2 separate regions of the Homo sapiens genome follow, and region 2 is linked to region 1. A link is a loop called in an ENCODE intact Hi-C map of the cell type or tissue named here. Cell type or tissue: heart right ventricle. All regions are shown on one strand. Each heading gives the region's core, and the rest is flanking DNA. Links, peaks and the distances in the headings are about the cores only.

The links. Peaks named below come from ENCODE experiments on the same cell type or tissue, not always from the same donor. Only the 100,000 strongest peaks of a DNase experiment are listed, where the experiment ranks them.
Region 2: it touches region 1 in a loop (2.7-fold over the local background); 4 of 110 quality-filtered maps call a loop at or near these places.

What each region holds. Positions count from the first base shown.
Region 1 is chr2:48,081,348-48,087,379 of GRCh38, reverse strand. All of the region lies in intron 1 of LOC124907765 (a long non-coding RNA gene), which reads right to left. Among named protein-coding and RNA genes, the nearest start is that of FBXO11, 180 kb to the right of the region's middle. In heart right ventricle, for the core only: no CTCF peak of the experiment used is centred there; no DNase peak of the experiment used is centred there.
Region 2 is chr2:47,922,520-47,928,235 of GRCh38, reverse strand. It overlaps LOC105374592 (a long non-coding RNA gene), which reads right to left and starts at 1,737. Exons shown (of 3, transcript XR_940074.3): 1 at 1,676-1,737; 2 at 83-188. In heart right ventricle, for the core only: no CTCF peak of the experiment used is centred there; no DNase peak of the experiment used is centred there.

The sequences.
Region 1 (6,032 bases), core at 401-5,400:
TGCAAGGCTGCAGTAAGCTATGATTTCACCACTACACTCTAATCTGGGTGACACAGAAAGACCCCATGTCAAAATTAAACAAGAAAGATTTTACTTTTCTGATGACAAAACTAATGCATGCCAATTTTAAAAATATAGTCAAATCTTATAAATATATATGTATATAATACAGAAAAGTTCTTCATTTTCTCGCCATCCCCCAACCCCAAATAACTACTTATGAAAAGTACATCAATGCTTTTTATGTTCACATACTAGCATGTTATTATGAATTTTTAAAAACATAAATTTAAGATCTATCTGTACCTTACAACTTGATCTTTGAACTTACTAATTTATCTTGAATGTCTCATGAATTAGTCCATTTTTAGTTATTTCATTGCTTTTTTAACCACACCTTAGTATTCTATTAAGGATTGTATTAGTCACATTTCTCTAGAGGGACAGAACTAATAGGAGATATAGATATAGATATAGATATAGATATAGATATAGATATAGATATAGATATAGATATAGATACAGATGATATAGATATAGATATATCAAAAGGAGTTTACTAACTTATAAGATCACAAGGTCCCACAATAGGCTGTCTGCAAGCTGAGGAGCAAGGCAAACCAGTTTGAGTCCCAAAACTGAAGAACTTGGAATCTGATGTTTGAGGGCAGGAAGCATCCAGTACAGGAAAAAGATGTAGGCTGGGAGGCTAGGCCAGTCTCTTTTTCACGTTTTACTGCCTGCTTTATATTTGCTGACAGCTGATTAGATTGTGCCTGCCAGATTAAGAGTGGATCTGCCTTCCCCAGCCCACAGACTCAAATGCTTATCTCTTTTGGGATCACCCTGACAGATATACCCAGGATCAATACTTTGTATCCTTCAATCCTATCAAGTTGACACTCAGTATTAACCATCACAAGGATATCCCATAAGTATTGAAACAGTTCTCTGCTGATGAATATTTAGATAGTATTTAATTTTTCAACATTAAAATCAATAGTGAAGTGAACATCTTTGAATATGTATAATTGAGTGAGTATTTGGGTAGAATAAATTCTTAGATGTTGATATGATTTTGCTGTGTCCCCACTCAAATCTCATCTTGAATTGTAGCTCCCATAATAGTGTCATGGGAGGGACCCTGTGGGAGGTAATTGAATCACGGAGGCAGGTTTTCCCATGCTGTTCTCATGATAATGAAGAAGTCTCACAAGATCTGATGATTTTATGAAGGGGAGCTCCCCTCCACCTGCTCTCTTGCCTGCAACCATGTAAGACATGCCTTTGCTCCTCCTTCACCTTCCATCATGACTGTGAGGCCTCCCCAACCATGTGGAACTGTGACTCCATTAAATCTCTCTTTTTTTATAAATTACCCAGCCTTGGGTATTTCTTCATAGCAGTATGAAAATAGACTAATATAGATATGGAATTTGACCTTTGAACTTGCACTTAGAGCTGTTATATAAATACCACAACCAGGGGAGTTCAAAACTATGGAAATGCATTCTCTCACAGTTCTGGAGGCTAGAAGTCCAAAATAGAGGTGTCAGCAGGGCCATACTCCCTCTGAAACCTGTGGGGAAATTCTTATGTGCTTCTTCCTAGCCTCTGGTGGTTTGCTGGCAATCTCAGTTTGCAGCTGTGTAACTCTAGTCCCTGCCTTCTACATCACATGGTGTCTCTTCCTGTGTGTCTCTGTTTCCACATGGCCATCTTCTTATAAGGTCACCAGTCACACTGGATTAGGGACCAACCCCACTCCACTATCAGCTGAACTAATTACATCCACAATAACCTTATTTCCAAATAAAGTCCCATTCTGAGAACTGAGAGTTAGAACTTCAACATATCTTTTCTGTGTGGGGAGCAGGTGAAGTAGGGGAAGGAAGGGACACAGTTTAACTCATAACATCTTTCAAAGGATAAAGGCTTTAAACATTTAATAGATGCTGCCATTTTCTTCAAAAACATTATGCCAATGTATATTCTCATCAACAGTTTATGAGAGTACCAGTTTCTCATGGACACTGGATATTATAAATTTTCTATTATTTTCTAATCTGATAGGCAAAATTTATAACTGATTGTTACTTTATTTTGTATTTTTTATTAGTGAAATAGAGCAAATTTTCACTTGCTGTACTGACTACTATAAAGAACTAAAAAAAAGGAAAAAACATTAAGAATTTTTCACTTGCTTCACTAATTTCTTTTGTGATTTGCCTCTAATGTCCTTTGCCCAATTTTTCTGTTGTACTATTCATCTTTTTCTTATTGATTTATAAGGGCTTTTTCTTTACTAGAGGAATCTATAAACTCTTTGCTTATTATATATATTGTACTTTCCTCTCAATTTGTCCTTTATTTCTGTTCTTGCTACATAGAAGCTTATTATTATTATTATTGAGACAGGGTCTCACTCTGTTGCCCAGGATGGAGTGCAGTGATGAGATCTCAGCTCACTGCAACTTCCACCTCTGGATTCAAGTGATTTTCGTGCCTCAGCCTCCTGAGTAGCTGGGATTATAGGCGTGCAGCACCATACCCAACTAATTTTCCTGTTTTTAGTAGAGACGAGGTTTTCATGTTGGCCAGGCTGGAAGCTTATTATTTTATATGGTTACCTTTCTCTTTTCAGAAACCAGGAATTTTCATTCTTAGAAAGACCTTATCCACCCCCAAATTATAGAAATAGATGCCAATGTTTTCTTCTAATACAATTATGGCTTCATTTATACATTTAATTTTTTTATCCCATTGATATGTATTTTAGTATAAGGGTCAGGTGACAATCCAGTATTCTTATTTTTCCAAATGGTGATCACATGGTTGTCACAGGCTGTTTATTGATGCATTTTCCCCGTAGGTTGGAAATAACACTTGTATCATATCCTGCTTTCTGTGTAAATTGCCAGAAGCTTGAAGGTCCAGTTCTAGGCCACCCTATTCTGTTTCATTGTCCTGCCAGTCTCCTGCTGAGCTGGAACCAGTGTTAGAGTTACTGTAACTTTGTAATACAGCCTAATATCCCATGTGGTTTTTTTCCCTCCCTTACTTTCCATAGTTTTCCTGACTGTTCTCAGGAGTTTATTCCTCTAGATTAAGTCTAAATTTTGGCAAGTTCTTTACAAAATTTCTGCAAATATTTTGATAGAATGGCATTAAATTTATAATGAGGAGAGAATTGGCACTTCATATATTTTTTCTACTCAAAAAATAGACCTCTCTATGAATTCAAATCTTTTATGTCTCTCAATATTATGCCTTTTTTCTTCATATAGCACAGGTTATATAGTTTTGTTAACTTATTCTTAAGTGTGTGTGTGTGTGTGTCTGTGTGTGTTTTGAAACACACACACTCCCTCTGTCACTCAGGCTGGAGTGCAGTGGCGTGATCTCAGCTCACTCTAACCTCTGCTTCTTGGATTCAAGTGATTCTCTTGCATCAGCCTTCCAAGTAGCTGGGGCTACAGGTGTGTGCCACCATGCCCGGCTAATTTTTGTATTTTTGGTAGAGTTGGGGTTTTGCTATGTTGGCCCAGCTGGTCTCAAACTCCTGACCTTAGGTGATCCACCTTCCTTGGCCTCCCAAAGTGCTAGGATTACAGGAGTGAGCCACCATGCCCGGCCTGAAGTGTTTTTAAATTACTACTAGGAATAAGATCTTTTCTTCCAGTTTAATTTTCTACCTGATTGTTCTTCAGTATGCAGGAAAATTATGAGTTTTTAAAATATTAAATAGGTAACTGGTTACTTCCCTGAATTACATTGTTTCTAATGGCTTTGCAGTTGTTTCTCTTGGGATTTCAAGTATATTGTCACATCATCTGCAGTAACTATAATTTTGTTCCCTCTCTTACAATATTTATATCTTTTATTGGTTATCTTATCTAATTATAAAGTTTTTCCAGAAAAAATGTTAGTTAATAGCAGTAATAGTGAACATGCTTGTCTTATTCCTGATTTAAGCAGAAACCTTTCTATTGTTTGTCTGTCAACTGTGATGTTGGTTTATGATTTAGGATACATCTGTCTATTGTATTATGGAAGTATTCCTATATTCCTATTTTGACACAGTCATTAAGAACATAAGAACATGCCACTTACTAGCTGTATGCAACCCACTACCTAATATGTGACCTGAGGCAAGACTGTTAACCTTGCTAGGCTTTAGTGTCCTTATCTACAGACTGAATGGGAAAGGTAGTACCTCCCTCATTATGTGATGGTTGAGGACTAAATAAGAAAACGCACACAAAGCATATCAGATAGTGCCCAATACATAATAAGGGAAAAATAAATGTTAGCTCTTATTACTTTTTTTACGTGAATGAACACTGAAATTTGTTACATTTATTTTCTATACCTTTGAAAGTAATCATGACTTTTCTCCTTTGACTATTAACAGGGTTAATTATAGTAATAGATTTCCTAAAATTGAATCCAGCTGATATGAGTCCCACTTTGGTATTTTAAAATGGACTACTGAATTCTATTTGCTAGTTTCCTTTTTTTTTTTTTTTTGTTTTTTGAGATAGCTCGCTCTGTCACCCAGGCTGGACTGCAGTGGTATGATCTCGGCTCACTGCAACCTCCACCTCCCGGGTTCAAGTGATTCTTGTGCCTCAGCCTCTGGTGTAGCTGGGACTACAGGCGTGTGCCACCATGCCTGGCTAATTTTTGTAATTTTAGTAGAGACAAGGTTTCACCATGTTGGCCAGGCTGGTCTCAAACTCCTGACCTCAAGTGATCTGCCTGCCTCAGCCTCCCAAAGTGCTGGGATTATAGGCATGAGCCACCATGCCTGGCTATTTCCTAATATCTTTATTAGAGCTTTTACATTGTATTTAAAAGGAAGATTACCCTGAGATATGTGTGTATGTGTGTGTGTGTATGATGGGTATAGGTGTGTGGCATGGGCTATGTGTGTGCAGTATGTTTGTATCTGTGCAGTGCATGTGTGTTGGGGTGTGGGTGGTGTGGATATAAGGTGAATCTGTGTGGTGTGGTATATGTGTTGTGTGTATATGTATGTGAGGCACATTTTTATTTGGGTAGAGTGTGGTATGTGTGATGTGTGCATGAATTGTGTGGATGTTTGTATTCGTGCAGTGTTTGTGTGTGTGTGTCTGGTGGGGGAACAATGCTTTTGCATAGTGTGTGGTACATAAGTGTTATCTCTATGAGGTTTTGGTACCAATGATACGTTGGCTTCCTAAAATAGGTAGGAGAATTTTTCCTTTAAGCTTTGGATGAGTTAAATAGCAACAAAATCTTCTCTCCCTTAAAGGTTTAAAATGAGCAACTTGTTAAATGACCTGGGCCTTGGGAGCTTGTGGTAGCATTATCCACTTTTTCCATGGCTTGGTTTTTTGGAAGATCTCTGAGTCTATTTTGATAAGAATTTCTTTGAAAATCATCCATTCATTCCCATTTATTAGAGAATAGAGAAATAGCTATTTTGGATATGACATCAAATAATAGCTCAGTGTAATTCTAAAGCTTTTCTGACATTTAGTATGAAAAGAAAAAGTAAGAGCAGTTGAGAAGTCATTTTGGCACAAAGAACACTACAGGGATAGCCAAGAGGGAAAGACAGACTGCCTCTGAGCTGGATCATCTTTGAGTAATAAAAATGGAGAAAAGCGTGACTGACTTATTTACCATGACTAGATAAGTAGTAAATAAATATTAGGTTGGTGCAAAAGTAATTGAGGTTTTTGCTATTACTTTTAATTTTTGCTATTACTTTTAACCTGAATTACTTTTGCACCAACTTAATACCTACAAAATAAATGTAATCAGTGGACTAAATTCTTCCAAATGTGGTAGCCCTTGAGGAAAATACCAAAAGCATTTTAGGGAGAGGCCTGCTAGGACACTTATGGGTCAGACGGAAGCTCCGGCAGTGGGCACCTGCAGCCGCTGACATCTCAGTAAGAAGTGCAGGCAAGGATCAAAACCCTGGGTCGAGGGACGTGCCTGCTGGCGTGGAAAGTGCAGGCTCTGAGACTAGTGAGATTTGG
Region 2 (5,716 bases), core at 229-5,228, 160 kb after region 1:
CTCTGGATCTTAGAAGATACTGTTTATATTCCCAAAGTTGTACTTAGTACCTTATGAGTAGGTTATAGAATGTGAACCTCACCTTTTGGAAGATTTATTCTGTATTACTCAAATGAATCTTTGCTTGGAAGAAGATAAATCTCTAGTTTCTGAAACATTGGTCAATATATATATTGGTCCCACGTGGGCTGAAAAGATATGAAAGAGCATAAGGCTTTCTTTTCATTCATTGTCCAATATTTATATTCTCTACTAAAATCCCAGGGGTTTTAAGGAATAAAAAATGTTGGGATGCAACCTGTCCAACTATTAAGTCTCTTTGTTTCAGAAGCATTATGTATAGCATAGTATAACAGGAAGACCTGGCGGGCCACGGTGGCTCATGCCTGTAATCCCAGCACTTTGGGAGGCCAAGGCCGGAGGATCACCAGGTCAAGAGATTGAGACCATCCTGGCCAACATGGTGAAACCCTGTCTCTACGAAAAATACAAAAATTTGCTGGGCGTGGTGTCATGAGCCTGTAGTCCCAGCTACTTGGGAGGCTGAGGCAGGATAATCGCTTGAACCCGGGAGGCAAAGGTTGTAGTGAGCCGAGATTTTGCCACTGCACTCCACTCCTGGCGACAGTGAGACTCGCTCTCAAAAAAAAAAAAAAATTAATGCCTGTAATCCGGAGGCCGAGAAGGGCCGACCACGAGGTCAGGAAATCGAGACCATCCTGGCTAACACAGTGAAACCCCGTCTCTACTAAAAACACGAAAAATTAGCCGGCCTGGTGGTGGGCGCCTGTAGTCTCAGCTACTCGAAAGGCTGAGGCAGGAGAATGGCGTGAACCTGGGAGGCGGAGCTTGCAGTGAGCTGGGATCGTGCCACTGCACTCCAGCCTGGGCGACAGAGCGAGACTCCGTCTCAAAAAAAAAAAAAAAAAAACAAAAAAAAACAGGAAGACCTGTGTCTGGAGAGACCTAGGTTCTACTCTTATTTCTACCACTAATTAGATGTGTAATTTTAGATAAATCACTTAACCTCTCTAGACCTCTGTTTCTCATCTCTAATTAATCTAGTCCGTAGGTTATAATGAAGATCAAAAGGAATCACATGTATGGAAGCACTTCAAAAAATGTAGCACATGCATATTATACGGTATTATTAATACTTATATTTATTATTGGTCTGCAATGCCACTCTTGGACTTCAGCAAGAGGGACGCCTGCCCTGAGCCTTGTACTTCAGAAGGCCCTGCATAGCACAAACACAAATGCCCAAAAATTGATTAAATATCTGTCAATATGTTCCTAGGAGACATGGCCTCAACTCTGACAATAGCAATGACATTCTTTGAAGTGATTCAGTGATTATATATAATATTTTCTATATATGCCTCAAAATAGGTCAATTTGTTTAAACACATATCAAACATAATTTCATAGCCACTCTTGGTTAACAATGGAGATGTCATTTAAATGCTGTTAGAGCAGTTAGTTTAACCTAAACAAGATAGTGAGCTGCGCTAGGACAGTTGTGTGAAACAATAGAGGATCTTCAAAAAAAACTAAGGAATTGTGGTCTATGGTGGGAAATACTTTTGATTTTGGGCTAACCACAGCTATTTGGTATGGACTATTGCTTGCTATTAATAATGTTAGCAAAAGCTTACAAAATATGCAGACTTACCTAAGTTTGCCTAGTTCGCTTTTTAAATCATTTAAAATACTTTTTATTGCATTTGGCTGTTCTATGAAATGAAAGAAAAACATAAAAGAACAAAAGAAAAGCACAATTTTTAAAAAGTAAAGTACTTTTTAAATTTTGAAAGAAAATGATTTTTCTAAATTGAAAGATACTAAATATAGCATATACAATGAAATATTCCACAAAATAGAAACAAGAAAACAAAAATGATTGCATGATTATAAAGTTCACATACAAATCTGTATATATGTATTATATTTACATATTATTTTCTATTCTTTCCAGGTAGCAGTATAGTCTCCCTAAAGAGAGATTTGAACAAATTGAACCACATATTGTTCTCTCTTTTTCTTTATGATATCCCAGCATTGGAAAAATTGAAAGAACAACTTAATACTATATAAATAGATATTGCTTTAAGGGCTGGCAAAAAAAGATCACAATATAAGTAATAGAATTAATGTGATAAAATTAAAAATTTATAATATTTTCTATGATAATTATCATTATTACAGTCCTATTACAATGTCTGAATATGATATGCAAAATTCATTGTTCATTTCCAAATGTAAGTATTGATTTAGACATTCTATTAACAATGCCTGTTGCTACTGCCTCCACAGAATAAAATATTTCCAATTCCATTGAAATTCATTTTTAAATCAAGAAATAACCATAAAAATGGGCAACTAGCAGCCCTCGGGGCTACTTTGTCTATTAGCCATTCTTTTATTTCTTTACTTTCTTTATAAACTGGCTTTTACTTCAAAAAAAAATTCATTTTGAAAACATCTAATATTAAGGATTATTTTTTGGAGACAAGATCTCACTATGCTGCCCAGAGTGGCCTCAAACTCATGGACTCAAGTGATCCTCTCACCTCAGTCTCTGAGTAGCTGAGATTATGGGCACACACCACTGTGCCCAGCTTCAGTATTTTTTCTTTCTTTCTTTCTTTCATTTTTTAGATGGAGTCTTGCTCTGTCACTCAGGCTAGAGTGCAGTGGTGCAATCTCGGCTTACTGCAACCTCCACTACCCAGGTTCAAGTGATTCTCCTGCCTCAGCCTCCTGAGTAGCTGGGATTACAGGCACATGTCACCACGCCCAGCTTATTTTTGTATTTTTAGTAGAGAGGGGGTTTCCCTATGTTGGCTGGGCTAGTCTCAAACTCCTGACCTCAGGTGATCTGCCTGCCTCAGCCTCCCAAAGTGCTGGGATTACGGGTGTGAGCCACCATGCCCGGCCCAGCTTCAGTAGTTTTTTTATGTGAAAATATTATTAAGGAAAATTTTTAAGAGTTTTTCTTTGCTAGAAATGTATATTGATATGCTCATAGATAAAATTACGATATCTAGGATTTACTTCAAAGTAATTGAGAAGGCTGGGCACAGTGGCTCACGTCTGTAATCCCAGCACTTTGGGAGGCCAAGGCAGGTAGATCACTTGAGGTCAGCAGTTCGAGACCAGCCTGGCCAACATAGTGAAACCCCATCTCTACTAAAAATACAAACATTAGCTGGGTGTGGTGGCACACGCCTGTAATCCCAGCTACTGAGGAGGCTGAGGTGGGAGAATCACTTGAACCCAGGAGGCAGGAATGCAGTGAGCCAAGATGGCATCACTGCACTCCAGCCTGGGCAACAGAGTGAGACTGTGCCTCAATTAAAAAAAAAAAAGTAATTGGGTAGAGAAACTTGGGGAATATAAATGAAGCAACATTGACCATGAGTTAATAATTATTGGGGCTGGATGGTAAGTACATAGGAGTTCTTTATATTCTATTATATACATTTGTGAATGTTTGAAATTTCCCATAATAAAATGTTAAACAAAAATTTAAGAAGCATATGGAAGAGGAAAAAAATATTCTCCTCTACCCTCACAGGTTCTGTAACTGGAGACTGCCAATGAAACTGCCAAAAGGCAGATTAACAGGAGAAAAGACATACAGACTTCATCTGATGTTAACAGTTTAATTTTTACATGCATGGAGGCCTTCATAGAAAAGAAGTGAAGGCCTAAAGAAGTGATTATAACCTGGGACTTATATATCATTTTAACAAAGAGTAATAAATTGTGAAAAGGGGTTTGTCTTCTAAGAGCTGTTAATTGTGAGAAGGAAAATATATGGGGGAAACTAATGGAGGATAAGGGTTATTTTAGTAAAGTTTGTGCAGATCCATTTCAGTGCTTTCTATCTCCAGTGATGTTATTCTCCTGCTGGTATGGAAAAAGGGAGGGAGAATACCTTCACAAAGGGAAATTTATGCCCTATTTTAGGAAGATAGGAGGACAAAGAACTCTTTTTGTGTTTGCTGCTTCTTAATTGCCTTCAGCTCAAAATAAATCCTTATGCCAAAGTAGCATGTTTTTGGTGGCATATTCTAATCCCCTTCAAGTACACTGATTCAAGAAAAGTTGTTTATTTTGCTATTATTGTCAACAGAACACAAAGTACATGAAAGTCTGAATTATAACAACATGATTATTTTGCTAAAAAAGAAAATACATTTTATTATGTAATTAATATATAATTTATGAATTATGTGCATATTTATCTTGTCATCCAACATTACCAGTCCATCAATGGAACACCCAAATGCACAATAATAACTAAGTCCAATTATTTTTGCTATCTAGCTGACTTTCAATTATATGAAAACCATTGCTTTACACATATTTTTAAAAATTTTGAGACCGGGCACAGTGGCTCACGCCTATAATCCCAGCACTTTGGGAGACCGAGGCAGGCAGATCACCTGAGGTCAGGAGTTCAAGACCAGCCTGGCCAACATAGTAAAACCCCATCTCTACTAAAAATATAAAAATTAGCTGGGCATGGTGGTGGGTACCTGTAATCCCAGCTACTCAGGATGCTGAGACAGGAGAATCGCTTGAACCCTGGAGGCGGACATTGCAGTGAGCCAAGACCGCGCCACTTCATTCCAGCCTGGGCAACAAGAGTGAGACTCTGTCTCAAAAGAAAAAAAAAAAGATTTTGTCATCATAAAGGTATACTTGACAATTTGTCAAGGAAGGTGGATAGAACGTATTTATTTAATGGTTTGTTAGCTTCATTTATAATCTTAATGGTTTAGACCTGTTGTATGTAGCCCTCTACTTGAACTCTTGTCCTGGGTACAGCAAATGTTAGGGACATGCATGTTATTCTCAGATTTTCCATTTTATTCTTAATTTTAACAACTAAGAATGTTTGGGTGAGGATTCCCGGTATAATAATTTTATTTAACTTAAATTTGTCTTCCCCAAAATATTTTTAAAAAACAGTGTATACTTTTACTGGATATTAGATCCATATCTGAGATATCTGGATCTCAGATATCTCTGAATATTTTACCCTCAGCAGGAATCATGTATATTCATGATTGTGTTGATACTGTACCCCCTTTTTACCCCCAAAACAGCCATCATCTCTTTAGCAAGAATAGATGAGATCAAGTTACAATCCTTTCAGGGAAGACAATAGGGGTGATTCGAGATAACTGGTCATCCACATCAAGAATGTTTTGTAAAGTGCTAGGAGTGGTGGCGCACACCTATAATCCCAACACTTTGGGAGGCTGAGGCGAGAGGATTGTTTGAGGCCAGGAATTTGAGACCAGCCTGTGCAACATGGTAAGTCCCTGTCTCTACAAAAAAAAATAAAAATTAGTTGGGCATGGTAGTGCATGCCTATAGTCCTAGCTACTCAGGAGGCTGAGGTGGGAGGACCCCTTGAGCCCAGGAGGTCATGGCTACATTGACCTGTGATCTCAGCACTGCACTCCAGTCTGGACAACAGAGCAAGACACTGTCTGAAAAAACAAACAAACAAAAAGAATGTTGTGTAGATAATTCTGTTTATAATCCCAGCCTCATGTTCAATACAAACATTAGGAAACATTAGGCCTCAGGGGCCAGGCGCAGTGGCTCACACCTGTAATCCTAGCACTTTGGGAGGCCGAGGCGGGTGGATCACAAGATCAGGAGATCGAGGCCATCCTGGCTAACACAGTAAAAC